2 separate regions of the Mus musculus genome follow, and region 2 is linked to region 1. Evidence: chromatin loops called from intact Hi-C (ENCODE). Cell type or tissue: left cerebral cortex. All regions are shown on one strand. Links, peaks and the distances in the headings refer to the core of each region. The heading gives the core; the rest is flanking DNA.

Region 1 (9,508 bases), core at 1,035-9,034:
ATCCCTCCAGGCCTTGATTTTTCTTTCATTTAAAAAATTTTAATTATCTTGTGTGTATGAGTGTTTTGACTGCATGTGTGTCTGTATACTGCATGCATGCAGTGCCATCAGAGGCCAGAAGATGGCGTCAGATCCCTTGGGATTGGAGTTCTAGACAGTTATGAGCTGTCATGTGGGTGCTGGGAATCAAACCCGAGTTCTCTGGAAGATCAGCCAGTGCTCTTATCCGCTGAGCCATTCGTCCAGCCCTTGTTTGGCTTTTTGGTGCTTGCTGTTCTGCTTGCATTCTCCTTCTGGTTTGTTATTCTAATTCTGCAGTGTGTGTGTGTGTGTGTGTGTGTGTGTGTGTGTGTGTGTGTGTGATGTATGTAATAATATGATGTATGTATAGCATATGTACTTGTTAGTGTGGGCTTGTGCACGTGTATATGTATGTGTACATGCATGCAGGAGCAGAGGTTAACGTGAGGCATTTTCTTCAAGGCTGCCCACCATATTCTTTGAGGTAGGGTCTCTCACTGAATCTGAAGCTCACTAGCTGGCAATGCACTTCAGGGATCTACTTGCCTCTGCCACAACAGTACTGAGATTACAGGTGTGTGTAACCTGGCTCTTACATGGGTACTGGACCTCACACTTGCAGGCAGGCAGCTCCCCAGTCCCTGTATTCTGTTTTTGAGAGCTGTCGATTGAGCTCAATAGCCCATTTATTGATGGGCTAATTTGAGATGTTGTCTGGAGTTTAGGTATTACAATTCTGTATATATTCTGTATATCAACCAAGCTCTTGTCTGATGTATAGTTGAGAAGTATTCTACCCCTTTCTGTAACCTGGTCCTTTCACTCTGGTAATTGTTATTTTTCCTGATGAAAGCTTTTTAATTGTGTGCAATTTCATTTGTTGATTCTTGGGGTTACTTCCTGTAGCATTAGAGACTTTATTTCAAAAGCTCCTTGGCTACATGATGAAATGTTGCACCTCTATTTTCCCTTTTCCGGTTCAGAGTTTCAGTCTTGTGATAAGGCGCAGGATCTGTTTATGACGGTTTTTGTGCGGGCTGAGGGGTGAGGTTGAAGTGTCACTCCTCTGCATGTGGAGACCCCACTCTCCCTGCAGCATTGTCAGAGACATTATATTTTCAACCTTGCGTGGTACCTTTGTCCAAATAGGGGGGCTGTTGCTACGTGTTTATTTCTGGGTTTTACACTCCATTCTGTTGGTCTGCCTACATCTGGCTTTGTGACAGGATAACACCATTTTTTGTGACCATGGCTCTGTGGTGCAGTTTGAGATCAGGTAATGTCTTTGTCAGGGTTTCTATAATGCACATAATGCACAAACATTATGACCAAGAAATAAGTTAGGGGAGGAAAGGGTTTATTCAGCTTACACTTCCCACATTGCTGTCGATCACCAAAGGAAGTCAGGACTGGAACTCAAGCAGGTCAGGAAGCAGGAGCTGATGCAGAGGCCATGGAGGGATGTTCTTTACTGGCTTGCTTCCCCTGGCTTGCTCAGCCTGCTCTCTTATAGAACCCAAGACTACCGGCCCAGAGATGGCACCACCCACAAGAGGACCTCCCCACTTGATCACTAATTGAGGAAATGCCTTACAGCTGGATCTCGTGGAGGCATTTCCTCAACTGAAACTCCTTTCTCTGTGATAACTCCAGCTTGTGTCAAGTTGACACAAAACTAGCCAGTACAGGTACTGTGATGCCTACAGTGTCCCTCTTTTTGCTGAGGATTGATTTGTCTCTTTGGAGGTCTTCTGTATGGAAATATGAATTTGGGGATTTTTTAACACTGGGAAAAGTATAATTGCAATTTCGATGGGGATATATTGGCTGTGTAGATTGCTTTTAGTAATACGGCCATCTCTCCAGCCCCATCTCCAGCCTCTTACTCTAGTGTCTTACAGTTTCACTGTAGATGTCTTCACCTCCTTGGTTAGATTTATTCCTAGATAGTTTTTTGTTTGTTTGTTTTTGTTTTCACTTTGAAACTCTTGTTAATGGGGTTCCCCCTAATTTCTTTCTCAACAAGTTTGCTATTGGCAGGTGGAGAGGCTACCGGCTTTGGCGGGTTGCATTTGTGTGCTGTTGATTTGCTGTTTGCAGTTCCAGGAGTTTTCCACTGGAGTCTTCAGGGTCCCTTCCATGCAGGATCAAGCTGTCTATAAACAGGGATAATTTCAATTCTTCCTTTCCTACTGATATCTCTCTTCTTTTGTTTTGTTGCTTTCGATTTTTAACAATATATTGTATTATATTAAATAAGTGTGGAGAAAGCAGGCAGCCTTGACTCATTCCAGAGTTTAGAAGAAATGCTTTTAGTTTCTCCCTGTTTATTATGTCACCTGTAGCCTTTACTGTGTTTAGGTATGTTCTATTCCACATTTCTTCAGGCTTCCTTTTGTTATTATTATTATTATTATTATTATTATTATTATTATTATTATTGATGTTGAACTTCACTGAAGGCCTTTTCTACATTGAGGTGATGATGTGGCTTCTGTCCTTATATGTATTCAATGAAGAGCTCAGTCTTGCTCTTACTGATTCATGTATGTCAAACCAGCCTTGCTTCTCTGAATGAAGCCCATCATGATGGTCTTACCAATGTGTTCCTGGATTCAGTTTGCAAGAATTTAATGAATACCTTTTGTACCTATGTTCATCGTGACTGTTTTCTTTTCTCTCTTTCTCTCTCTCTCTCTCCCTCTCTCTCTCTCTCTCTCTCTCTCTCTAACTATTATGTACTTACCTGGTTTTGGTGTTAGGGGAAAGCTGGCTTCACACACTGAGTTTGATAAATTCCTTCCTTTTCTGTTTTATGAAACAGTTTGAGAAATACTCATGTTGACTCTGTCTGTGTGTCTCTCTGTCTCTGTCTCTGTCTCTCTGTGTGTCTCTCTGTCTCTGTCTCTGTCTCTCTGTGTGTCTCTGTGTCTCTGTCTCTGTCTCTGTCTCTCTGTGTGTCTCTCTGTCTCTGTCTCTCTGTGTGTCTCTCTGTCTCTGTCTCTGTCTCTGTCTCTTTCTCTCTGTGTGTCTCTGTGTCTCTGTCTCTGTCTCTGTCTCTTTCTCTCTGTGTGTCTCTGTGTCTCTGTCTCTGTCTCTCTTTCTCCCCGGGTTTGCTTGCCGGGTGCCTTTATTATTGCTTCACCGTGGTTGCTGAGCATGGATCTGTCCAAGTTGTTTTACCCCCTCTTGATTTAAGAAGTAGATCATGTGCATGTAGGAATACATCTATCTCTTTTAGTTTAAAAAAATAGATTTTCAAAATATTCCCTAATTATTCTCTGGGTTTCATTGGGATCTGTTGTAGTCTCCATTTTTTTTAATGTTCAACTTTATTAATCTGGTCTCCCTCCCTCTCTTTTTGAATATATATGGATGCATCTGTTCAAGTGGGGGACACCTATCTAGAGATTAGTAGGACGAAGTACTGAAACCTCCCACTAGTGTTGTGTCAGAGTGTATCTAATTTTTATGTCCACTAGTGGTTTATAAAACTGAGAGCCTGGTTTGGAATATATGTATTTACTATTGTTGTATTTTCTTGATGAGTTATTCCATTTATTATTAGGCAGTGACCTTTTACCTTTTTTTATTTCTTCTGATCAATTTTGATTTGAAGTCTACTTTATTGATTGTCAATAACTGCACAATGTTTGTTTTAAGCTTCTATTCACTTATGGTTTTACACCCTGTATCTCTTGGTTTGTGGTGTATGTGTCTTATGCTTTCTGTGCCTTATGATCAAAACCACCCTTCTTCCTTGGTGTATAGGTTTCCCTTAGCAACCTTCTGAGGTGATGACCAGATGGTTATGCAGAGCTCTGGTTTGTGCCTGTCTTGAAACATCCTCTGTGGGGGATGCTTGGGTTGTTTTTAGTTAGAAGCCATCGGAGACAGTGCTCATGTATCTCTAGGTATGAGTCTGTGAGCGTTTCTGCCAAGTCTGTATACTCCAGGTGGAGCTTTTAGATCTGTGTGTGCTCAGCTCCCAGAAGACAGTTGGAGCTTGCTCTCACATGACTGCCCTGGCCATGTGGCCACTAGCAACGGACAGTTTTGCCACTTTCTTGCCAGCACTTGGCATTTTCTGCTTTTTCATTTTTGCCAGTCTGGGTGTGTAGGGATTTTCACAGTGTGATTTTAGCGTCTCTCTGGCTGATGACTGATAAACTCCAATGACTTAAACATGCTGCTATACCATGAAGTACCTCTCCATAACTTTGTTCATTATACAAACGGGTCTTTGACTCTTTTGGCTTGTTAAGTTCTTATATATATTATAGGCTTGAGCCCTGTGTTGGCTGTCTATACCTGAATCCACATCTATATACCATATCTATATTTATCTCTCTATCCATGTCTATGTTTTGCCCATAAATTCTATCTTTATACATGAAAACCTATATCTTTATCCATATTTCATTGTCCTATCTTTCTCAATTTCTGTTCGTATCCATATATCAGGATCAGCATATCCACACTAGTATTCACATCTAACTCCATAGCCACATCTGTATCTGCAAACAGGCAAGTATATTCGTGTATATGTTCCATAGATGGATTCCACCATGCCCCTATGCACAGGCAAGTTACAGTTACTGACTGAACAGTGAGCAGATAAAGATCTTCCTCTCATGGTGCTCAGATTCTTTTTAAAGCAGACCAATAAGGAGGTGGAAAGATAAGGCTGGATTGAGTAACCCAAGGAGGGAACCTGTGGTGAGGGAGATAGGCCACGATGGAAGGTGACCTCTTAAAGATGTCATTGAGAAGATGACATATAGACAGACTCCTAAGGGGGTGTGACCCCACACCTGGGGAAGCACTCCATGCTAAGCCAGGTTAGAGGAGCTGAGGTCCTCACAGAGAGAGAGCAACAGAACCCCGAGGCCCCGGGACTCCGCTTTTCACTGTGATCTTTACTGAAGCACTGCAATTTAAGACCAAAGTGCCCAGACCTTACTTGGGCCCCAATGGAGTCCATCCACCCGCGGAAGCAGACAAAATGCTATAGCTTACAATTTTGTCCTGTGCTTATGAGGATGGCCCTGTCACTTTCATCACAGAGCCAGGCTTCTCTGCCTCTTTTTTCAATCACTCTCAGGGTAGTCTCTTATAGACAAGGACTGTTAAGGACAGCCCCCGCTGTCTGGAGTAAGGAGGGAAGCATGTCCTCCCATGTGTCTTGCCTTTCCAGTAACCCCAGCAGCTGTTTACAGACCGCATCACATCTCCACTTTCCAATGGTGTCTTGGGTCGGGCACCACAAGCCCTTGCTGCGAGATAGCTTTAAGCAGGACATCTGACAGGAGTCAGCCTTTAGCCTGCCAGCTTCCCTAGGTCCCTGGACGCTGGGAAAGATGTGGATTGATGCATATATGCATGCTGAGGTCAGACTTGTGACAGACAGCTTCATCCATGTCTGCCAGAGATGGGACTAGATAGGCTCCCTGGGGAAAGCTTGCTCTGGAGCAGGTGGCAACTGGCTTGTTAACTGTGCATGTGGGAGAAATGCCATCACCCTCTTAGGACCCAGGTGTCCTAGAGGGTCAAGGAACAGGGCTAAAGAAGGCAGGGACAGGTAACTTCCTAGAAGTAGAACTCCAGTTTTGTTTCTCTTGGTATTAGAAGAGCAGTCTGAAGGAATGACCTGAGCCTAGCAAGGGCCCAGCACCCGAGGGTCTAGGTGGGTCTTGACAAGATTCGCCAGCAGAGGTCACTGTGAGCTTTGCATCCCCTGGAACAAGATGCAGGGCTGGAAGAGGGGGGCCCTGTGTGAAAGCTGATGCACCCTCCTCCCCGCCATCTGTGGAGCTGTTCCAGGAGGGAATAAATACTATGGGCTCTGAGACCCCTGAGAAGAAAGGTGGGGTCCAGCGACAGTGCGAGCTGGTAGAGACGTCAGGGGAGGCAGAGCCCAGAGGGCCTGGGTCCTCCTAGGAGACAAGGGAATGAGCCCAACATTCAGAGTTCCACAAGACTGAACTAACTACCCAAGAGTCTGTCTGCTGATGGATCTTTGTGCTAAGAGAGCTGATGGAGAAAGAGGGGAAGGGAGATGGCAGGAGAGAAGTGTGCTCCCTCAGGCCGCTGGGCAGAGATCAGACAGGGTGGGGTAAAGTCCGGGTCATCAGTCTCCATTAGGGACCATGGCTTGCTTGTGTGCTCTCATAGGATTGTTTAATCCCCCCTGGGCATCCTCTGCCCCGTCTATGGTCTATGGTTCCAGCTGAGAGCAGCTTTGACTCCTAGAACCTGGCCCAGCTCTCTCTGCCCTCCCAGCCTCTATCTGCTTCCTTAGTTTCAGATCCCCAGAGAGGGCATTCTTCATTTCAGCCCACCGCTGCCATCTAAACTCTAAGAGCTGGAGCTGCGGTGGGAGGCACCTGACAGGATTCTTTCCTAGTGCAGGGAGTGGGGTGGGGGTGGGGGTGAGGTGAGATAGATCCTCAGAGACAGGCACCAGGCATATCCCTTACTCGGATTAGCCCTTCCACGACAGCAGCTGCTGTATCCCTGGCGTTCTGGGGATGATAGAAGGACTGAGGATTCAAGACACTTCAGACTACAGCTGTGTGGAGCGAGCGCCCGCCCGGCAGGGGAAGCATCTGAACTAAGCGCTGCTTGGGCACCTGCGGTAGCTCTGTAGCGTTCAGTCTCCAAGGAGGAGTCTGGGACCCTTCCTGGCCCTCCCCTCCCCTCCCCTCCCCTCTCCTTCCTGGACTTCACCAGCAAGACGACCCACCCCGCCCAGAGCCCAGAGCCTTGACCCTTACGCCATTCCCAAACCTAGCACCACAAACCCTGCGGGTGCTCACGCCTCACTGTGCCTCGCCCTGTCCCTTGCTAGTGCTCCTCCCAGGGTCTTGTTCACGAGGCTCGCCAGCCCCGCCCCGGGCGGGAGGTGGCTGGGTCACGGGAGGGAAGTCCCCGGGCTTGGGCGGCACTGGCTCAGCCCCGGAGGGTAGTCGGGCTTCTACACCGCCTGCGGGTCCGGTAGCGGGAGCTGTAGCCAGGATGTTTCTGGAGCCCCAGGTAGGGTTGTGGCAGTGCGGGACTGCGGGTTAGGAGCACTCCAGGGCAGTGTCTTGACCACAGCAGGACCGCAAGGTTAAGGTTTCTGTGCCCCAGAGCTTGGGAAGCGCGGCCAGGAGGGTGCTCGCCCCCAGGACAACCAGGGCAACTCTCTCTCCTGTCCCTGCCCGGACACCTGCCGCCACTTGGGCCTCGCCCAAGGTGCAGCTGCTGCCTTCCTAGCCTCTGCTGACACCAGCGGCTCCGCTGTAAAGCGCCACTTGAAAACCTGCAGGGGGTGGGGGTGGGGTGGGGTGTTTCGCAGCAGGGTCCGGGTGCGGCAGAAGAGAAAGCAAAGGGCTGTCCTGGACAGAGCAGACTTGTAAAAAGCAGTGGCGATCTTGGAATTTCCCCTATCCTTGGGCTCAGAACCACTGTTTACTCCATAAGTGCTTGGAGTGGGGGCGGTCTGTGATGGAGTGGTTGATCATGTGGGAGGTGTGCGCTTGTATGTGCGATGTGTGGGCGGGAGAGAGGACGTGTTTATATATGGGAGGCTTAAGTGAGAGCCGTTAAGAGGAGGCAGGTGTGGGGGCAAGGCTGTGCCTGTGCATTCTCAAATGTCATGTGTTTAAAGAGAAGAGTGCCTAGTGAGGGGAAGGCTGAGAATCTCCCTAAAATTAACCCTGGGCCTGAGCCACCACTGCACCTTTCTAGCTGTTTTGAGCCATAGTGGGCAGTGGGATTCAGGAGCAGTACACAGACCTGTCTAGACCAGACCCAGTGCAGACCATTGATTTGGAAGAGTGGAGATGAGGAGCCAACATTAATGGGCTGAAGATGTAGGACAGACAATGCACATTTATTAAGCACCTGCTATGCGCTGGCACTGTGGTTTGCAGAGAACTAAGCAGGCAACAGTTCTTATCCTCACAGAGCTCATCTGGGTGCCAGAAAATCATTGGTTCTTAACCTGTGGGTCAAGACCCCTTGGGGTTAAACGACCCTTTCAAGGGGTTGCCTCTCAGATAGCCTGCATGTCAGATATTTACATTATAATTCATAGCAGTAGCAAAATTATACTTATGAAGTATCAGCGAAATACATTTTATGGCTGGGGCTCAGCACAACACGAAGAACAGCATTAAAGGGTCGCAACATTAGGAAGGTTGAGCACCTCCACAGTGAGTAATATACAGACTAAGTTACATGGCAGAAAGGACTAAAGATGAACGTAGAGGAGTAGCCCACAGCAGGAGTGCATCAGGAAGGATGATTCTGGTATCATGCAGACGTAAAACGATGCTCAGCTCCGGTGACTGTTTCCTCTGCTAATACCCATCCTGCGTCACTCTGCTGTGCCACCTACTTTTTGCTGGGGAACAGGTTGACAGGGTCCTAGGACAGGAAGGGGCCCTACATTGGCACCTCAGTTCTAGCTCATTGACACACATCATTCTACTAACCACCAGGGGGCTACACAGCCTGCCCCGGTCTCCCCAGGGATGTGTGGCACACTTGGGCTTAGCGAGCTGACTACCAGTGTGGGGTGATGTTTGTGCCTTTGTCAGGGTAGCCAGAAGAGGCGTCAGAGATGTCCTGTGGGTGTAAGGACCCCACTGAAGAAGAGTGAGAAAGAACTAGGTGAGTGGGAACATTTAAGGAAGACAGGGCAGGCCTGGGTGGGGAAGCCATCTGTGTGGGAGGTTGGGCTTTTGGGAGCACTAGAGACCAGCATGACAGGCTATTGTCCTAGGGTCTTGGAAGGGATAACAATGCCTGGGGCTGTCAGGCCATCATTGGATGCTTCACGTGGGAGGGTCAAGGACAGTGCTGGCCATGACAGGGCCAGCCAGGGAGCACAGGCATGGAGCTTGGATTCTGGATGAGAGAGAGGTGATTTGATGTGTTTTGATGGCACAGCAAAGAGGCCTTACCGCTGATAGGACCGTGGGCATTGAGGGCTGGGCAGGGACGGAAGCATCATTAGCCCCAGAGGAGACCATAGAGTCTGTAGTCTGCAGGGATGGTGTGAAATGTAGCTGGAGGGTGAAAAGTCTAGAGTTTAAGGAAGCCTGATGAGCTTGCTCCATCCTGGTGGCCCTCAGCTGTGCTGCCTACTTGTCTGCTGGCCCAAGGCTTTGTTCAAGCCTCTTTATCTTTTCACCGGTGCTTCTAGGCCTCTGGCAGCGGTGGCCTTGGGGTGCCTAAGGCTGGAAGAAAGTGGGCACAGCACCCCTGTCTGTTTTCCCTGGGAGTTGCTGAGTCCCAGGACACAAAGCAATATTTCCTGTGGACTTGGTCCTCCTGGGCTTGCCTCACTGTCCTGTTTCTCTACGTCTGCCATTGGCCCTGTGGTGTCTGCAGCTCTCTGTTGTCACCCCAGCCCTGCACTCATTGCCAAACGAGCAGGTACTCACGGAGAACGGATACAGTTTTACCACTGCTTTCCTGTATCTAGTTGAAGCATCAA
Region 2 (9,508 bases), core at 786-8,785, 54 kb before region 1:
TTTTTTAAATCATATTTTGGTACATTTTGAATGTCAGATATTTGGATTAGGGACATTCAACCTGTTCACAAATGTGATGCAGAGTTATGACCCTATTTACCAAGTGAAAAAAACCCACCATACTCACTGGAGTGGAAGTTCATACAGCGACAGGAGAATGATTCCCAAGGCTCACTCGAGGGAGGAGGTCTGGGGGCGAGTCCCCGCCAAGGGACCCGAGAGAGTTCTCCGAAGCAGCACTGTCCTACTTCGTGGCTTTTGTGGGCGTTCTCATTCTGATCATCTTCAGGCTGTAAACAGACATTCACACATTCTTCTGAATGTAGGACATAGTTCACAATATAAAAACAGGAGAAGGGGGATTGCAGGGGAGGTGGCTGAGGGGTGCTGGTGAATTTCCAGTGGGTTTAGTGTGACCACAGAACCATGTGATCTCAACAACCCTCAGACAGATGAGAGACCATGTGGAGAAGGTGGGGCAGGGTTCATCTGTCACTGGAGAGGGAGGAATGAGATGTAGGGTAGAGGTATGGGTAAAACTGTAACACGTAGCTGGGCAGGAGGCTGGAGAAGTCAGAAGAGAGAGGTTAAGTGGAAATAGGAGATCAACTGGCCATGGGACCAGAGACCCTGAGAACCATAGATGCTTATGGAACCACAGTTTATGGGCAGCTGGTCAGAATGACAGTCATGGTGGCAGGTCTACATTAGAGATCTTCAGAGGAACACAAATTCTCAGGGGACATCATCTGCATGTGGCTGTAACGCTGAGCAGAGGAAGGAAGAGGTAAGTGGACCCAGGAGTCTACAGGGCAGCTTAGTGGGGACTTGCACACAGTGGCAGAGGAGGGAAACCCTACATCACACAAAGGGAGACAGGAAGCCTGCAAGTTGGGAGCACGTGGGAAGAGGGTAAAGGTGGGCCATGTCTGGGTCCGCACAAAGCTACCTGCCGTTGTCAGCTAAACAACGAGTAGCAGGCTGTGCTTGGCCACTGTTTTAGAGAGTTTGTCTTATAGTGTTTGTGATATATGCTGTGTCACCTGGCACAATGACAGCTATGACCAAGATGGCTGTAGTTATGCTAAGGAGGCTTCTTGGCGACTATTTCTCATCTCCACAGCCTACACTGCCCATTGACTCAAAACTACCCCATTTGAACTCATGTGGGGGAGATCAGAACTACTTCCCAGTCCCTTGACCTAGATCTCAGCCATGGACAAGACACACACCTTCGGGAAAGTCTCACCAGGCAGCTCCACTAGGGGAGGACACTGGGGAAAGTGTCTGGCCAGTTTAAGCCCCGGCATAGGGTCTTCGGTTTCAGAATTTTACCATTGACCTGGGCTTGTATGCTCTGCTTGAGCAAAAAGATTAATATGCAATTTAAATTTGATATGAAATGAAATCGCATAGATACTCTGCCTATCTATCCTTGGGTCCTTCTTTTCTGTGACCCAAATACTTGAGACTATGTTTGCAGCACAAGCCCAGTTGTAAACATTTTCTGTTTCTTCAGTCCTAACTATCCTAGCCTGAGCTGCCTTCATCCCTAATCTGTTTATTAGGACAGGTTTTGTTTTCTTGTTGTTTGTTTTTTAGCATTCTATAACAAAATACCTGAAGCTGGGCAGTGCATACAGAACAGAGGGTTATTTAACTCTTTAGAGACCGGACTGATTGATCTGACCTATAGTAAGCTACTCTTCGGTCACGCAAACTATTCATCATGGAGAAAGCATCAGTGAGCAAGAGAAATCATATAGCAAGACATGACGTCAGAGTCTGGGAAAGGTTCAGTAATTTATCAACAACCCTTTCCCGAGAATGAACCAGAGTCCCATGAGAATACATCAGTATTTGAGAGAAACACCCCAAATGGCCTAATCACTTCCACTAGGTTCTGTAACTGCAGTTCCGGAGAATCTGATGCCCTCTTCTGGCCTTGCTGGGCGTTGCATGCACATGGTTCACAGACATACTTTCAGAGAAACACTCATCATACACATAACATAAAAATAAACCTTTAAAAATATATATTTAAAACCTACAGACAGTATCTGAAGAAAGATATGGCCAGATGTTCGCATTGGAAAGACTGTTTATAATTTATAATCATTAAAAATAGTTTTAAAATAACTTTATACAGAGCAAAATGTGCTTTTGTGTGTGTGTATGTGTGTGCGTGTGTGTGTGAGTGAGTGAGTGAGTGAGTGAGAGAGAGAGAGAGAGAGAGAGAGAGAGAGAGAGAGAGAGAGAGAGGGAGGGAGGGAGAGAGAGAGATCATGTGATTAGCACTACCAACGAAGAGGCAGCTCCATTTTGTCACCCCTAGAGGTTTCTGGCTCACTAGTCAAGCTTTTCTCTGCACCAACCATCACTTGGTTTTCCTCTCTACAGTCTTCTCTTTTCTAGGACATCACATAAGAAGAGTTGGGCGGATGATTCTGAGCTTAGCATCTTCTGTGTAATGCAGCCAAGAATCAGCCAAGCTGTGCTCAATACCAGCTCCTCTCTTACTGTTGGGAAGTGTTCTGTTGTCAGCTGCACTGAATGCTTTTATCCATCCATCTTCTGTACAATTTGGGGGTTGTTTCTGGTCTGTGGCCACAGTAGAAATTTTTAGAAACCCCTTTTCAGGAACCAATAGAATACAAGATCCAATCCAGTTAACAATTTAGAAGGTTTAGACTTCTTTAGCCAGCCCCACCCTGTTGGTGTGTATGGATTACTCATGCTTTGCAAGGGCATGCAGGGCATTTCCTAAAAATAGACTACACCCTAAGCTCTAAATAACGCAAGAACAAGCCCAGCATGGTGGAGCAGGCCTGTTAATCTCAGCGCCTGGGCACTGAGGCAGTTGGGATGGAAGTCTCCAATCACCCTGGGCTAGATAGAGCCTGTGCCCATAGTGCCAACTACTCTGAGAATAAGGTGAAGGTCTGCTTGAGCTCAGGAGTTCTAGATCAGCTACAGCAGTGTAGAAAGATCCCACAATTAACACAGAAACCCACAGCTAGATAACATGTAGAGAGTGAGAGACTTTGGAGCACTCAACCCTAAATGGGATTTATTTATTTATTTATTTATTTGATATTTTCTTTATATACATTTCAAATGCTATCCCGAAAGTTCCCTATACCCTCCCTCTGCCCTGCTCCCCTACCCACCCACTCCCGCTTCTTGGCCCTGGCATTTCCCTGTACTGGGGCATATAAAGTTTACAATGCCAAGGGGCCTCTGTTCCCAGTGATAGCTGACTAGGCCATCTTCTGCTGCATATGCAGCTAGAGATATGAGCTCTGGGGGTACTGCTTAGTTCATATTGTTGTTCCACCTATAGGGTTGCAGACCCCTTCAGTTCCTTGGGTGCTTTCTCTAGCTTCTCTATTGGGGGCCCTGTGTTCCATCTTATAGATGACTGTGAGCATAAATGGGCTGTTCTTAACACATCCCATCTGCCAAGGATCAAGGATCTAGGCAGAAGGGGTGGCAGAAGTGGTGGACGATGCCAAGGAAACAGTCTTCAAGACACAACAGGACGGATGCACACATGAACTCAGACTTGAGCAGCACCCACAGGATGAACACCAGTGCCCACCAATGAAAAAGGAGAAAGTATGCAAAGTCCCACCCCTAACCAAGATCCTGTTTGCAATGGATACCTACTAGGAACAGGAAAATCGGCTTTCTTCAGCGGAATGCCAAATCACCCACACTCCAAGGCAGGCCTTATGCCCAGGAGCAGCTGGCTCCTTTTTGGGGGAGGATTTTTTTGTCATTATTTTATTTGCTTGCTTCCCTCCCCTTTTTGTTTTAGAAAGAGAATGTACATGAAGAAGGTTGGATGGGGTGGTGGTGGTGGGGAGATCTGCAAAGGGTTGTGGGATGGAAACCGTGATAAAAATATATTGTATGAAAAAACAAAAAACAAACGCAAGCTGAACTTTTATTTATTTTTTATTTTTTATTTTTTAAAGATTTATTTATTGATTATATGTAAGTACACTGTAGCTGTCTTCAGACACTCCAGAAGAGGGAGTCAGATCTCATTAGGGATGGTTGTGAGCCACCATGTGGTTGCTGGGATTTGAACTCCGGACCTTCGGAAGAGCAGTCGGGTGCTCTTACCCACTGAGCCATCTCACCAGCCCAAGCTGAACTTTTATTAAAGCAAAAAACAAAAGGAGAAAGAACCACAGGGGGAAAATCTTTTCACAAAAAACAAAAGGAGAAAGAACCACAGGGGGAAAATCTTTTCACAATGCAAATTCAGGGGCAAATACCTATTAATGTAGTCACCGAGTTGCTGTATTCTTTTAAAAGTCTATTGGACACACATTTACTTTTGTTTATATGTTATACTTACAAAATGTTTTAAAGTTCACATCAAAAGAACAAAAAATGAAGGAAATGGTAGGAAGAGATATAGATAAATTAAAATTAGTCATAGTGAAGGTGGGCCGTTTGGAATGTTGTGCCTTGAATTCTCCTCCTCCTCCTCCTCCTCCTCCTCCTCCTCCTCCTCCTCCTCCTCCTCCTCCTCCTCTTCCTCCTCTTCCTCCTCTTCCTTTTCCTACTCTTTCTCCTCCTCTTCTTCTTCCTTCTCTTCCTCCTCCTCATCATCGGAGAGCTAACTTCTATGAGGCTAACTCTCCCCACTGAGCTTTATCTTCAGTCTTGATCTCCATTTATGGTACCTGTCTGACATTTTCCACAAAATATATTTTTTTAAAAAGTGAGGTCATGACATTATTGTGTAAAACCCTCCAGCTGCTCCTCAGCTCTCTGTGTTAAAAACTCAGTGAGTTAATGGTGACCAGGTCAGCTGCTCTGTCACTTGGCACGTCCTGGGGTCTCTTCTCCACCACACCCACTCTGGCCTCCTTCCAAGGGATCCTGGATCCCAGGACCTTTGCATTTGGCCTCTTCCGAATCAGAATGGTTTGACTCTGACAGGACTTTGTTAAAATGCCCTTTCATCAAAAGACTCCCTGGACCTCTCCAAATAGATCCTTCAACTTGACTACAACCACATTTCCTATCTCTGGATTTTGCTACTGTTCTTTCCTCCGGGGATCAGTGGTACCCGATGTTTGAATGGTTTTTGGACTCCCTCCTCCCACCCCTCTGTCTACTTGCTATGACAATGTCAACTCCAATCAGGCAGAAGCCACCATAGTTGTATGATCAATGATGACATCTAGCATATAGTAGGTGTTCCGGAAACTCGCTGAATGAGTGAAAAGGGTCTTTGGTCTCTTCAAGAGACGCGTAGGGCCCCTCGTGATCTTCCGTACACACCCTGCAACCTGTGGGCTTGCTGCGTCCTGCTTGTTTGGATCTGGCTGCCTGCCCTGGACATTCTGGATCCTGGGGCTATCTTCTCAGAAGGTTCCACTGGAAGCCAGAATGCTCCTCGTGGTTCTGGACAAATGGGAGCCATAGAATCTCTCAAGGTGACTTTGGAGCCTTGACCTGTCACTCACTGGCTCTGAGATCACGCAGGTTCATTTCACCTCCCAGCATCAGTTTTCTCATCTGCCCAGAGGGAATCTAAAGCCTACCAAGCCCGCAGGGTGACTGGGAGAAGGGAACACTTTCCCCGCCAGGTACCACTGATAAACATGTTCGCAGCTCTCCTAGAGTCGCCAAATGGGTTTTAATGAGGCAGCCACATCATCTTTGGGGCTGTCGGCTGCCATATCCATTTTCAGAGAAAGCCTGGCCCGCCCTCTCCCGCGGCACCTTCGCCCCGCACCCTCCTCTGCTCGCCCCGCGCCCTCCTGCTCGCTCCCCGCGCTCGTGCTCCCGGGCGCCGGCTGCGGAGGGAACTGCTCTGCCCGCAGCTGGCGCAGCGCGGGGGCGGCCGCGGGTGGGCGGGAGCCGCGGGCCGGGGCGCCGAGCATGAGCCGCCGGCGCCGGCCGCGCGCTGCTCGGGGCCGGGCTGCGGCGCGAGGGCGGCGCGGGAGCGACGCTGGCGCTGACCGAGGTAGGCAGCGGCAGCCCCGCGCGCCCCTCGGCTCCTCCGGCGGGCCGTCCCCTCGGGTCGTCAGCGCGGGCGGGCGTGGATCCAGGGACGGGCGCCGGGTAGGGCGACAGGGAGCCCCGCGTGGAGTTCCTGGAACTCCGCCCTGGGCTGGACGGCGGGACCCCTGCGCCTCCTGCACCTGCCGCGCGCGGGGCGGCCGGGACGAGCATGGTGGGAGCGCACCGGGTAGCAGGCGTGGGCACCACTGGCAAGTCCACTGCCCAAGGCCTGGCGTGGGGGAGGGGGCCGGGGATCCGAGGAGCTCAGGGCTGCGCAGTTGGAAGTTTCCATTTGCTCTTCTGCGTTCTGGGTCTAGGGTGGCATCTCACGCATTTGCTCTTGGCAAGGAATTGGGATGTAAGCACTGCATTTGAGGGTAGAGAGCCAGGGGACATGGTGAGGTGTGTCCCTCTGTCCCGTGGGCTAGGGCTAGGGTCATTTGAAGGACCGTTTGGGAGCGTACACTTTGACAGGTACAGCTGGCTGATTCTGGTCAGAATAAGCGTGGTGTGTGTGTGTGTGTGTGTGTGTGTGTGTGTGTGTGTGTGTGTGTGTCCGTCCCAGTCCATTCTGCGGCCTGCTGATTGGGGAGAGACTGTGTGATGGGTCCCTGATGTCTCCATCTCTAGCTACCTCTGAGAGATGCAGCTAGTGGATATTGACAGAACCTGCCTCTTGGAAGCTGCCTGGGGGTTGAGACAGGTGATCAGGTTCCCTCTTTCCCTCCTCAGGACACCGAACCCCCATTTCTGTCCCCACCCCCTGCTTTTATTAGCTGTATCCCTCTGTGGGACAAGGGAGAGGCTCAGATGGCCTCCTGCCCCAGGTTTAGATTGGCACCCAGGGGCGGGCCTTCACCTCCCAGGGCTCTCCCATTTTCTTCTTGATTTGGTCTTGTCCATCCCAGACTCGGTGGGCAAGAACCTCCCTGCTGGGCTTGGGCTCTCCAGAGCAAAGCAGCCCCCCATAGCCTGGTAGAGAGTTGGGAGACCACATTTTTTGACTTGTGAGCCATGGGCAGGCTGCAGACCCCTCTGAGACATGGGTGTTTCCATGTTTGGCTTCCTCTATACTACTTTACCTCAGCCCAGGAAGAAGCCCCAGAGTAGGAGGACATCAGGGACTCCAAGTTGTGGCCTGAGGACAGAAGAGTGGGTTCCATGCCTGGCCAGCCTTCCCCCACCCCACTTCTATGGCTGTGGGTTGTAGTGGCCCAGCAACCATTTGGGTGGTTGTCAGCTTGAAGAGAGAGAGAGAGAGAGAGAGAGAGAGAGAGAGAGAGAGAGAGAGAGAGTGTGTGTGTGTGTGTGTGTGTGTGTGTGTGTGTATTTTCCTGGGCCCATAGCCTCTGCTTCTGAGAAGCGAATACCCAGATTCTATGATAAGGTGTGGAAACTGTGTTCTCTTGTTCATATCCCCTGGGATTTGGAAGCCCACTCAGATGTTCCCAGACAGTGGTGCCAGAGGCCTGGTCTGAAAACCATCCAGGAGTTTGTCTGTCTGTCTGTGTCTGTCTGTCTGTTTGTTTCTGAGATGTGCTTTCCTGTTACCAGTGGATGCTGCCTTTTACCTGGCAAGCCGTGGCAATGGAACCGTTCATACAGAACAGATCGGGTTTTGGTGTAACTTAGCAACTGCAGACAGAGGAGGAAGGAGAGGAGAGGGAGGAAGAGAGTCAGAAGAGAAGGGGGAAACGCTGGGCCCTACAGAGGCCTTGCTGAGGGAGTAAGCGGCACCTGCATAAAGCCCCCACCCCCCACTGTGAGGACCACTCTACTCTGGCTTAGGGTTTTGGCCAGTGTTGTCCAGGGCAGCTGACAGGGCCTTGGAACTGTCTTAGAACTGCTGTCTCCCAGAAGCTACAATGCAAAATAGGTCGAGAGAAAAGATGCCATGCCAAGGCCGGGGTCGTTGAGCCCCTCCCTGCTATGGAGGGGTCTCAGAAGACTGGGATGTCCATGTCCACATGGCCCTATGCCATAGGTGAGGCCCTGCTGTGGAGAGAGACCTGGTCAAGGCATCGCTGGACTCTGCCAGGTCCCTACCTTCTGCTCTCTGAAGGGATTCCTCCCTCCCTCCTTCCCGCTTTTCCTTCTGAGGCCATCTGCTCCAGCTATGGTCTGCTCTGGCTGTTTTTCTCTCAGAGCTTCCAGAATCTGCCTTGTGTGATTTCCGCCCACTCCAGGCTGCCTCCCAGGTTTCTTTGCTCTCCAGCTTGCCCACTTCCCTCCTGCTTGGGAGTGTGCACTTAGCAAGGAAGTGGAGGGAGGAGGCAGGGGTACTGTGGGGCTTGAGGTGGGGGAATGGCCCTGATACCCTCTGGTACCCCGGCCCTTTGGGGGGTCTCGGGTAGACACATAGCTCTCTTTCTGGTGATGTGCCTTTCTCACATCTTTCTGGTCTGTAGATTGGGGCTGTTGATACATGTGAGGGTTAGCCACAAGGGATTTCCCAGTTCAGTGTGGACAAACTGTTATGAGCCCACCAGTACAATGTTGTTGGGTTGGAGTCACCAGAAGGGTTCCATACAGCAATCCTGGGACATAATTTGGGAAAGGTGGCTGGAACCAGCAGGGCTGTGATGTGATTAGAACATGTGGGGCAGGCAGAGTCCAAAGGGCCAGGATGTTGCGGCTCAGAGCTGGAAAGGGCCTTGTGTTCTGGGAGAGCTGGCAAGTGGCGGACTTAGACACCATAGATTGTTACCTGTCAGTTGAGGGAGTTAGGTGTAAATGTTATCCATGACTAACCCTACCTAAGGATGACAAGGAGAGATGCTGCACAGGGAGACCCAGATGGCTATGCGTATCTCTGAAGAACCACCTTTGGCCATCCAGGTGCAATTGAGCGTGATTTAGGATTACCCTTCCCGTGCCCGTGCCCTGAGAAGCGTCTCTCTCATCATTAAATTGACACAGAAACTTCCTCGGGGATCCTTGGTTGGTTCTGGGATGTGAAATAGGTCACTTAAGATGTAGTCACCCTCACTACTTTGAGGACCACTTTGGCTTGGGGCTAGGCTTTGGCCAGTGATGTCCAGGGCAGCTGGCAGGGCCTGGGAAGCTGGTCTGTCCCTCTTGAGTTGCCTGTGAAGTCAAGGAGCAGAGCACTAGCTAACTCCTGGAAGGGAGGCCTGAAATTGGGCCTGTGGGACTTGCACTGACTCTGAGTAAAATAGCCTGGGGCAGGTGCTACACACACACACACACACACACACACACACACACACACGCACGCACGCACACGTACACACACACAGAAACACACACAGACATACACCAGTGGGAGCTCTCCCAACACCAGGGTCCAGCATTGGGAATATGGGGTGCTTTCAGTTCCCCAGGTGAGAGATGGTGGTCCTCAGAGGTGAAGGGATTTGCGCAGGGCTCTTCTGTGCTTAAGTTCCCCAGCTCCTGTCCACCCTCATCCCCATGCAGGCTGACTTGAAGATGCGTTCTCTGCCTGCTTACTCCGCTG

The links. Peaks named below come from ENCODE experiments on the same cell type or tissue, not always from the same donor. Only the 100,000 strongest peaks of a DNase experiment are listed, where the experiment ranks them.
Region 2: a loop joins it to region 1, with 4 times the contacts of the local background. A loop is called at or near these places in 5 of 42 quality-filtered maps.

Annotation. Positions count from the first base shown.
Region 1 is chr6:118,059,407-118,068,914 of GRCm38, forward strand. Rasgef1a (RasGEF domain family, member 1A) reads left to right here and starts at 6,979. Exons shown (of 13, transcript NM_027526.1): 1 at 6,979-7,056. The coding sequence starts at 7,039. In left cerebral cortex, for the core only: CTCF peaks have their summits at 5,726 (motif pointing right) and 8,511 (motif pointing right); DNase peaks (open chromatin) are centred at 5,773, 6,505, 7,063, 7,569 and 1 more place; H3K4me3 peaks cover 1,286 bases; H3K27ac peaks cover 2,701 bases.
Region 2 is chr6:118,005,572-118,015,079 of GRCm38, forward strand. Gm38884 (a long non-coding RNA gene) reads left to right here. Exons shown (of 5, transcript XR_003956500.1): 5 at 2,416-3,080. It also overlaps a transcript of Rasgef1a not described here. Among named protein-coding and RNA genes, the nearest start is that of Gm38884, 26 kb to the left of the region's middle. In left cerebral cortex, for the core only: a CTCF peak has its summit at 1,952 (motif pointing left); DNase peaks (open chromatin) are centred at 1,937, 2,454, 3,568, 5,687 and 5 more places; H3K4me3 peaks cover 3,651 bases; H3K27ac peaks cover 4,509 bases.